2 separate regions of the Homo sapiens genome follow, and region 1 is linked to region 2. A link is a loop called in an ENCODE intact Hi-C map of the cell type or tissue named here. Cell type or tissue: natural killer cell. All regions are shown on one strand.

Region 1 (5,000 bases), 510 kb after region 2:
GCGAGACAGTCTCACCCAACAAAAACTCTCCACATACAAAACTTACAATGAACCAGAACTTCATGAGTGGAAAACATGCTTCTAACTCTCTGAACTCAGAATCTTACTCTATTCAACGTTTACACACAAAACATTTTTGCACGGTCTTACTATGACTTGAATTTTCCATGAATTCAACTATTACATAAGTCTAGAAAAAATTATACTTTGCTTTATGTGAAAGTTCATTAGGAACTGCTCACCATTCTGTAATATTCCATCACCAGCTGGGGGCTGAACTCCCAGTGTCACACCTGGGTCCATCTGCAGGGACCGCCCCCCGGTCACCAGGACGCAACACACCAGGTGGGACGTCCGGCTTTTTCACGGCTAACCATCACCATGTTGAAATGTGTTGTCTTATTACACAATACTATCACATTCATTCTCTACAGCTAGGGCAGTCTAATAACTATAAGTTATAAATTACATTTTCTTTTTTTTTGGAAACATAAATTATATTTTCTAAGAACTGCATTTTAGGGTAAGAGGACATTACCCCAAAAAACTATCCTAAAAAAAAGGCATTGGGTCCAACAGCTTTGCACACCTGACCTGGGAGCCCAACAGCGTCCCTGCACAGAGGACATGGTAAACAAACTCCTGCTGGGGGGAAACATGTGAGTGACAGCATTTGTGCAGGGCGAAGGCCTCATCTCAGAGTAACACGTGAACGATCCCCAGCTCCCGCCTGCGAAATGAGATGCCAACTCCACCACCAGCAGCGGAGCTCGGAAGACGGCCGGGTAGCGTTTCCAAAACTTCCGGCATGCCCGAGAGCTCAAAGAGGCACCACTGCTTCAGCCAGCACAGCAGCCATCATGTGGAGCTGCCCCCAGACTTCCCACACTCCCTGGCGAGGTCCACAAAGCACCTAACCCAGCACCAGCCACCAGCACACATGGGCAGGGTGGCACCTGCAGCACACACGGGCAGCAAGGTCACAACAGTCCCTCCAGGCTTGTTGCGGCTCCCATTCCTCGGCATCCACATGTCCTCCCCGGCCCCCCCACTGCCGTCCCACCATTCTCTCTCCTCCCAGACACACCGGGCAGAAGGCTACAGCCAGGCCAGGGAACCTGAAGTGAGCAGCGCTCAGTCAAAAGGCCCCTTGTCAAGCACAAAGCTGTGCCGTGTCCACTGCCTTAAGCAGGACTTCTTTCTGGCCAGGTGTGGGGAAGGTTAGCAACACCAGAGCCTGAGCTTCAGCGCGAGCTGTCAGCTGGAATATCTGACAGGAAGCCTTGGATGAGTGGACACCAAGCAGGTCCGAGACTTCTTAAGACATCATAAAGGTTCCACTCAAACAGTTCACAAACTACCACACAGCCTTCTAAGATTAGACTCATTAGACTCTACTTTTTAAAAATAAGCAAAATAAAAACTGCAGATTTGAATGAAAAGTTTGATATATTCATGTGAAATGTATAAACACCACATACGAAGAAAAACATATCTAAAGACTAGCCAGGTAGAGTAGGAAAAAGGAAAGAAGCACGTGTACATCTTCTAAGATCTGGTGGGTTAGTTCCAAAGAAAAGGTGTATGGGCCGGCTTTATGTGGAAAGGAAAGGTGAGGATGACTTCAGGTCATCCTGGCAGGATGCCATGTGTTCGGTTTCGGTCTAACTAAAGTCAGCTTTAGTTAGAAACTGCTGAGACTGCTGAGGCAGACACTGCGCATCTCCAGCAAACTGAGCCACTAAGCTGCGGGCCTGGGCGAGGAGGTGACGCGCTTCTCCCCAAGTGACCTGAAGGCCCCGGCACCCTGGTCTGTTCTTACCATCGCACTTTGTTGCACATCTGGGTTGTCCTGAGAGGGGAGCCGGCAACCATGGGAACCTGGATGGGGCTGTGCTGCTTGTTCGTGACCAGATCCAGCTTTTCTTCTAAGGATTTACAAGTAGCCTCCAGGGCTTGCAATTTGGCTTCAATGCTATCCAACCGCAAGCAGATTGTCTGGTTGATGGAATACAGGAATGACTGGAAGTGAGAAAAGACCGGCTTTAGGAAGGGTCTCCTGAACTGTAAGAAGACAACCCCAAGAAACACCAAACAGCTATTTCCTGATCTCAACTCTATCTATTCAGACAGAACAATCCCCACACTGGAACTAGCTTCTGAGCTATGAGCCAGAAACATGTGAGTAACAAGTTCACATTTTACACACGAGTCACACGTCCTGTTTCAAATGTGATGATTTAGTCATGGTTTCACTTCTATGTGCAGTTGCAATTCTTGGTTAAGCCCATTTAATTTTAAAAATGTACTTTAATATGTTATTATTAATCAGTAAATTTACATATAAAACTAGTCAAATCTTCTCAACAATAAAAACAGATTACACCTAACATCGAAACAGCATAAAAGCCACAGGCCACGCACATTCACCTCACACCCCGCTGCCTAATCGGAAAAGGTGACGGGACCCCCTGTGGCCCTGACTTGGGATTTGGTCCTGAGGCTCCCGTGGGGCTCTTGAGCGGCAAGCTTGCCACCTAGTGGTTGGCAAAGCCGGGCTCCACGTCTGACCTTTCCGGCTGAGTCTCCTCCGGATTTCTAACTCCAAGTAACCACAGTGAGCAGTCACGTGCCGGACTCCAAACCCAAGAAACAGAAAACACACAAACCAGAAAGGGAAGAACTTCATTTCCCTAGCTGCCGTCCCATCCAGGAGCCACCATGAGCACACGTGGAAACGTGTTAATCACACAGGAATTGCACTGTGCAAAAGAGACACCCTCCACCAGGTCTCACCAGCAGACAGAAGGACACTCCTTCGGGTCTAGGGAGGGACAGGTTGGGGGAGTGCCCACCAGCCCTGCTTAGTACTCAGGAAGGCTGGCACCTGCCTTAAGAATCAACAGCTGAAAATAGCACAGAATTTGTGTTTTGTCTTTTCTCTCTCCTTTCCTGCCCATGACCTAAAGAGTGTGGGGTCCAAAGTGCACACATCAGAAGGAAGGGGGAGGTAGGCTCGGGACAGCAGGGGCGGCACTGTGGCAGCCACTGAGAGCTGGCCGTGGAGCTCGCAGCACAGGGGAGCGGGAGGCCGTCCCACACTGACGGGGGAGCGGGAGCCTGGCCCACATTGAAGCTGGAACCGCTTTCCCACTAACTGCAGCTGACCTACAACACTGCTTACACCCACTCTCCTTTCTGATCTCAAGGGAATCTGCAGAATATCAAAACTGCAGTGATATCCTACAACATGTAGCTGGCATGGAAACCTGGTGTACATAGTGGCAGGGACAGCACTGCAGGAGGGAAAATCCACATATTGCCCAACAACTCACCTTTTCTCAGGTCACCACCTCTCCTGGCAAGATTCACCACTGGGCACTGATATAGACAGGAGCTAAAGAAACCAACTGAAACTCACCCTCCCTGACTGACTACTCTCTGTTTAAGGCGCGTGTGAGAGAGGGAAGGAACCACGGCATCAGGTGGACCCAAGCCCACGTGATGACACTCAATCAGCTTATCTACAAAGGAGGCACGGTCCATGGCATGACAAACATGCATCGTCTTGAAAAGCAACAATAGGTGGCTGAATCCCTGAATGGCCACTGATAACCCCGCTATTTTCAACAACCAGAGAACATCAAATGTTTGGCTCTCAAATTCTTTAAACAGTACACCCATATTATTTTAATTCTGAATTACCAATGATTCTGCCTGGGGTTTTGGGAAAAATCACTCTTATATACCAATAAAACAACCTAGAGCCACGCACACGACTCTACGCAAGTCACATTCAACCGGGGGCCCACCCTCTTCTCAACAGTGGGACAAGGACAAAGGCAGGGCCACTTCCATGCCCACTTTATATATTTCTGTGCTATGTGTAATAGATGTGTCTTCTGTGATAAAATCACAACTGCGTTTTATTTAGGAAATGATAACGCAGTGTTTACTAAAAGAGCCACATCCTATCCATTGGTTGGAAATAGGCATTTTACAGTGAATTTATTTGTAAGTTTTTCATACACATTTACACTGCTTCTCCTTGTTAACAAAACAAATTAAATATTACCAAATAGACACCCTGTGTAAGTAGAGGAATTATATGAAAAGTGACTTTGGTTTTGTGTTGCTCTCATAACCTTCTCACATGTGCCGATATTTACCTCTGTGACTGCAAACACTGGAACCAACCAAGCAAATTCAAAGATCCAAAAATAATTAACTGAATGAGCAGTTCCCAAGAACCCCATCTAGTAAACTTTAGAATCTAAGTGACTTAAATGGCAGACACAGAAGTCATTCATCACTGGTAGAAATTTCACTTTCCTTCCATCCAAAATGGGCCTGCAGGTGTGTGGGAAGATGCCTCCTTCAGCAGCATCTCAAGGTAAACAATTCTTACTCTTTGTGCTCTTCAAGAGAAAAAATGGCTCACACTCTTCTGTAGCAGGCTGCCTGGTGACATAGCCACACCCTAAAGTGATATATCCACATCCTAACCGCCAGAACCTACCCATGTGGTCTCTTTGGAAACTGTGGAGATGTAATTTAGAAACTCTTTGGGTCTGTGTAGATGTAATTTAGTCAATGAGATCAACCTGGATTAGGGTGGGCCTTAAATCCAATGACAAGTCCTTACTAGAGGAGAGAAGGGGAAACAGTCACAGACACACAGAGGTGGCAGCAACATGAAGAGGAAGGCACAGCTGGAAGGAGCCCCACAAGCTGAGGCAGGGCCGGAGCCACTAGAAGCTGGAAGAGGCAGGAAGGATCCACCTTGTAGAACCTTTGGAGGGAGCGAGCCCCTGCCTGCATCTTGGTTTTGGATCTCTGGCCTCCACAGCTGAGAGGCTACATTTGTAAGCCATCCCATTGATGGTAATTTGTTATAGCAGCCCTTGAAATCTGCAATGCACTACACATCACAGAACACTGCAGCACACTACACATCACAGAACACTGCAGTGCACTACACATCACAGAACAGAGTCAGA
Region 2 (5,000 bases):
CACGGTCATTCCCTGGGGACCCAGCTGGCTTCTATGCAGTGCTCAGGGCTCCAAGGGTGCATTTCCAGAAAGAGCCAGACGGACACGATGTCTTTTCTGCCCTGGCTTCCAGAGTCACAAAGCACTGCTCCTGCGGCATCCTGTTCACCACTCCCGCCAGGAGCACCTGCCCAGGCTCAGGGCAAGGGGACATCGCCCCACACCTCGGTGGGAAGGGTTCAAAGAAGCGACAGCCCTCCATATAAATTATCACACTGAATCTTCCAATCACTCCACGGGGCAGGGCCTGTGATTCATCTGTCTTGCACACACAGGGAAACCAAAGCTCAGAGAGGCAGAGAAGGCCTTGCCCGGGCACACAGGTGGCAGGTGAAGAGCCCGTTTTTAAACCCAGGAAGTGGGTCCATGCAGCCTGAACTCCCAGTCGTCCCAGCGCCCACCTCCCACATGCAGTCAGAACCCAGGCTGAGCTCCAGGCCCTGCTGCACATTTCTGAGCTTTTCAGCAGCTTAGAGGGAAACACAGGCAGTGTCTATAACCAAAACCACATTAGGCGCCGCCTGGAAGCCCGGACCCCCACCCCCACCCCCAGCGCCGTCCCATCTGCACAGGCCCCTACCAGTGCCGACCTGTCACTATGCACTCAGCTCCCAGCACGCAGGCCCAGCCCCAGTGTGGCCCCGGTGACCCTGGGCAGACACTCCCAGAATGGAGACCTCGAGGCTTCGCCTTTGACCCTCTCACCATAGCCAGAAGTTTTGGCAAAAACTGCCCACAGAGGGTCCCCACCCTCCATGCCTGGACAAGCTGCAAGCTCCTCAGGCTGCTGGGGTCCCCCCTCCTCCCTGCCTTCGCAAGAGTCAGGGCTACCGGGGAATTGGCTGCCTTGTGGAGTTGGAAACAGCCCACCAGGTCCAGGGGATCCAGGGAATGGCTCTATGCCCTGTGGGGGCTCTTCTAGCTTTGGCAGCAGCAGCGGCAGCACCTACCGAGCCCCACGCCCATGTGGCAGGCACTGATGGAAGCCCATTACAGCCACCACACTGCCTGTCGTACACCTGGGGAAACTGAGACTCTAAGAGGACAAACCAAGGGCGGAGTTAGGCTGGGTGAGGCTTGACGCTCATAAAATGCGGGGTCCTGTTTAAGAGAAAGAAGACAAAACCAGGAACAGAGCGGTGGCTCACGCCTATAATCCCAGCACTGTGGGAGGCTGAGGCGGGTGGATCACCTGAGGTCAGGAGTTTGAGATGAGCCTGACCAACATAGAGAAACCCCATCTCTATTAAAAATACAAAATTAGCCAGGCGTGATGGTGCATGCGTGTAATCCCAGCTGCTAGGGAGGCTAAGGCAGGAGAATCGCTTGAACCCGGGAGGTGGAGGTTGTGGTGAGCCGAGATCGTGCCATTGCACTCCAGCCTGGGCAACAAGAGCGAAACTCCGTCTCAAAATAAATAAATAAATAAGAGAAAAGTGGAACAAGTCACCAACCCACTTCCGCCAGCAAAGGCTTGTGGTGCTTTCCACAGGTAGCTGGGCCATCCGTGCTCAGATAATGGATGTGATGGTCTTCAGCCTCATTGGTGTGCTCACCGGTGTCCCATTCTAGCTGCCTGGGGCTCACCACACGCATAAAGGAAGGGCCCTGACTTCCTTTGGGGGCCCTGAGGGGGAGCAGCTTTCTGTAACCACATGGCTGCTCCAGCTCTCATGCATCTTAGAGACAGGACAGGAACTCCTGGGGACGATGAGGCAACACACAGGCATCCTCTTCTCAGCCCAAGGCTGGAAAGCTTAATTGGCAGGAAACCTGCACGCAGTGGAATGGCTGGGGCCTGCCACTCCCCCGACTGATTCCTGCAGTCCTGGGGAGGGAGAGAAGAGCCCGCACCTTGGAAAGGGCCAGGCCTCAGTGGCCCTGACTGGCAACATGGCTTTGGGCAAGTTGTTTATATCTGTCTGTCTATCTTCATCAGTAAACTAGAAATACTTCTTGAAGGGTTGTTCTGAAGATTTGAAGTAGTTGCTCAGAAAGTGACTGGCACATCTGTGCCCTGGGAGCGGGGACGTGTGGCCGGCAGGAGGAGAGGACATCTCACTGCACACCTGCCTGTTACCCATGTGCATAGACGGACGTCTCACTGCACACCCGCCTGTTACCCATGTGCACAGACCGACGTCTCACTGCACACCGACCTGTTACCCATGTGCATAGACCGACATCTCACTGCACACCCGCCTGTTACCCACGTGCACCAGACTGACGCCTCACTGCACACCCACCTGTTACCCACGTGTACAGACTGACGCCTCACTGCACACCCACTTGTTACCCATGTGCACCAGACTGACGCCTCACTGCACACCTGCCTGTTACCCATGTGCACCAGACTGACATCTCACTGCACACCCGCCTGTTACCCATGTGCATAGACTAACACCTCACGGTGCACCCACCTGTTACCCATGTGCACAGACTGACGTCTCACTGTACATCCGTTACCCATGTGCACAAGCAGCCTGCTCCTTCACAGCCCAGCTAGAGTGTGCAATGGGATGTCAACCCAGCTAGACCATGCAATGAGATATTACTTGGCAATCAGAAAGGACACAGCTCTAACTCACGCTGCGGTGTGGGTGAGCCTCAAAAGCACCATACTAAGTGACAGACGCAAGACACAAATGTTCCACATGTTACATGACTCAGTTCCTATGAAACCCACAGAGACAGAAGCAGCACGGCGGGGGTGGGGAGAAGAGCTAAAAAGTACCAAGCTTCCTCCTTGAGGTGCTGAAAATGTTCTAAAATTGACTTGGGATGGCTGCACAACTGTGAATATACCCAAAACCATAGAATTGTACACTTCAATTTTTTATTTACTTTTTCTGTTTTTTTTTTTTTTTTTGAGATGGAGTTTCACTCTTGTTGCCCAGGCTGGAGTGCAATGGCATGATCTCAGCTCACTGCAACCTCTGCCTCCCAGGTTCAAGCGATTCTCCTGCCTCAGCCTCCCGAGTAGCTGGGATTACAGGCATGCACCACCACGCCTGGCTAATTTTGTATTTTTAGTAGAGACGCGGTTTCGCCATGTTGGTCAGGCTGGTCTCGAACTCCCGACCTCAGGTGATCCACCCGCCTTGGCCTCCCAAAGTGCTGGGATTACAGGCATGAGCCACTGTGCCCGGCCTATTTACTTATTTTAAGAAAGGATCTCACTCTGTCACCCAGGCTAGAGTGCAGTGGTATGATCACAGCTCACTGCAGCCTCAACCTCCGGGGCTCAAGCCATCCTCCCACCTCAGCCTCCCAACTACCTGGGACCACAGGCATGTACCACTGCACCTGGCTAGTTTTTGTATTTTTTGTAGAGTCAGATTCTTGTTATGTTGCTTAGGCTGGTCTCAAACTCCTGGCCTCAAGCAGTCCTCCCACATCGGCCTCCCAAAGTGCTGGGATTACAGGCATGATCCATCGCGCCCAACCAGGTTGTACACTTTAGATGGGAGAGTTGCATGGTATGTGAATTCTATCACAATAATGCTGTGGGTTTTGTTGCTGTTGTTGTTGTTTGAGACCGAGTCTCTTTCTGTTGCCCAGACTGGAGTGCAATGGTGCAATCTTGGCTCACTGCAACCTCTGCCTCCTGTGCTAAAGCAATTCTTGTGTCTCAGTCTCCCGAGTAGCTGGGATGACAAGCACCTGCCACCATGCCTGGCTAATTTTTGTATTTTTAGTAGAGACGGGGGTTCGCCATGTTGGTCAGGCTGGTCTTGAACTCCTGACTTCAGGTGATCTGCCTGCCTTGGCCTCCCAAAGTGCTGCGATTACAGGCATGAGCCACTTCGCCCAGCCTATAATGCTGTTTTTTTTTTTTAATTAACTGGATAATTATAAACGTGAACACGTGTGCACAGAACTGATGCATGTGTCTGCCGGCGTGGACACTCCTGGGCTTCCTTCTGGTAGCTCAGCCACCTCTCTTGACCCTGACCCTCACTGCTTGATGTTAGGAGACAAGCCCAAGGCATCTAGGTTGCCGGCTTCCACCTTGGAAGGCCAGGGCCCAGCAAAGTCAAGGTGATGTGATGTGGCTGAGCAGGGAGGCCATCTTCCTTGCAGACAGGGACTCTGTCACTTTGGACTGGACTCTTGTCCCACAGTGCTGGCCAGGGACAGGTGCAGAGTTGTGCTTGGTTGGCATGGGATGCTGATGAAGGCTGTGTTGCGGCCAGGCCCAACCACCATGAGCCGAGATCATGCCACGGCACTCCAGCCTGGAAGACAGAGTGAGACTCTGCCTCAAAAAAATAAAAAAAATAAAAAGTTATAAATAGAACTACCCTATGATTCAGCAATCACACACTTCTGGGTATATATCCAAAAGAGCTGGCTGGGCACAGTGGCTTATGCCTGTAATCCCAATATTTTGAGAGGCCAAGGCAGGAGGATCACTGGAGCCCAGGAGTTGGAGAACAGCTTGGGCAAGATGGCAAGACCCCTTGGCTACAAACAATTAATTTTAAACCCTGGTATGGTGTCCTAGCTACTTGGGAGACTGACGCGGGGGGATCGCTTGAGCCCAGGAATTAGAGACTGCAGTGAGCTATGATGGCATCATTGCACTCCTGCCTAGTTGACAAAGTAAGACCCTGACTCTTTTTTTTTGTTTTTTGGCTGTGAGTGTATTCAATGCAAAATAATCCTCTCTAATTTTACTGAGGTGGCTGGCCATGTCCACGACCAAATCTGCCTCTAAACTGGAATTCGGTTGCTGACCCAGCCCGAGCCTTGGCTTTCTTGTCGGCACCAGGGGCACAGCACTCCGTCTATAGGTATGTCTGTTGGCTTCCCCTCTTGTGAGTCTTGCAGGTCGCCCACCCTCCAGACCTTTAGGCCGAGGCCTGCCAGTCCCTGGACGGCTGCAGCGTAGGGTGGCAGGCACAGTTTCCAGGGACAGATGAAGGTAATCACGGAGATACTGGATACCCTGATCGGTA

Evidence for each region. Peaks named below come from ENCODE experiments on the same cell type or tissue, not always from the same donor. Only the 100,000 strongest peaks of a DNase experiment are listed, where the experiment ranks them.
Region 1: a loop joins it to region 2, with 8 times the contacts of the local background. A loop is called at or near these places in 1 of 110 quality-filtered maps.

What each region holds. Positions count from the first base shown.
Region 1 is chr16:29,113,149-29,118,148 of GRCh38, reverse strand. It overlaps the pseudogene RRN3P2. Among named protein-coding and RNA genes, the nearest start is that of LAT, 130 kb to the right of the region's middle. RefSeq lists an enhancer at 2,474-3,022. In natural killer cell, a CTCF peak has its summit at 2,560 (motif pointing left); DNase peaks (open chromatin) are centred at 2,198, 2,508, 2,668 and 4,488; H3K27ac peaks cover 4,209 bases.
Region 2 is chr16:29,624,541-29,629,540 of GRCh38, reverse strand. It overlaps the pseudogene CA5AP1. Among named protein-coding and RNA genes, the nearest start is that of MIR3680-2, 28 kb to the right of the region's middle. In natural killer cell, no CTCF peak of the experiment used is centred here; DNase peaks (open chromatin) are centred at 1,691 and 2,370; H3K27ac peaks cover 1,024 bases.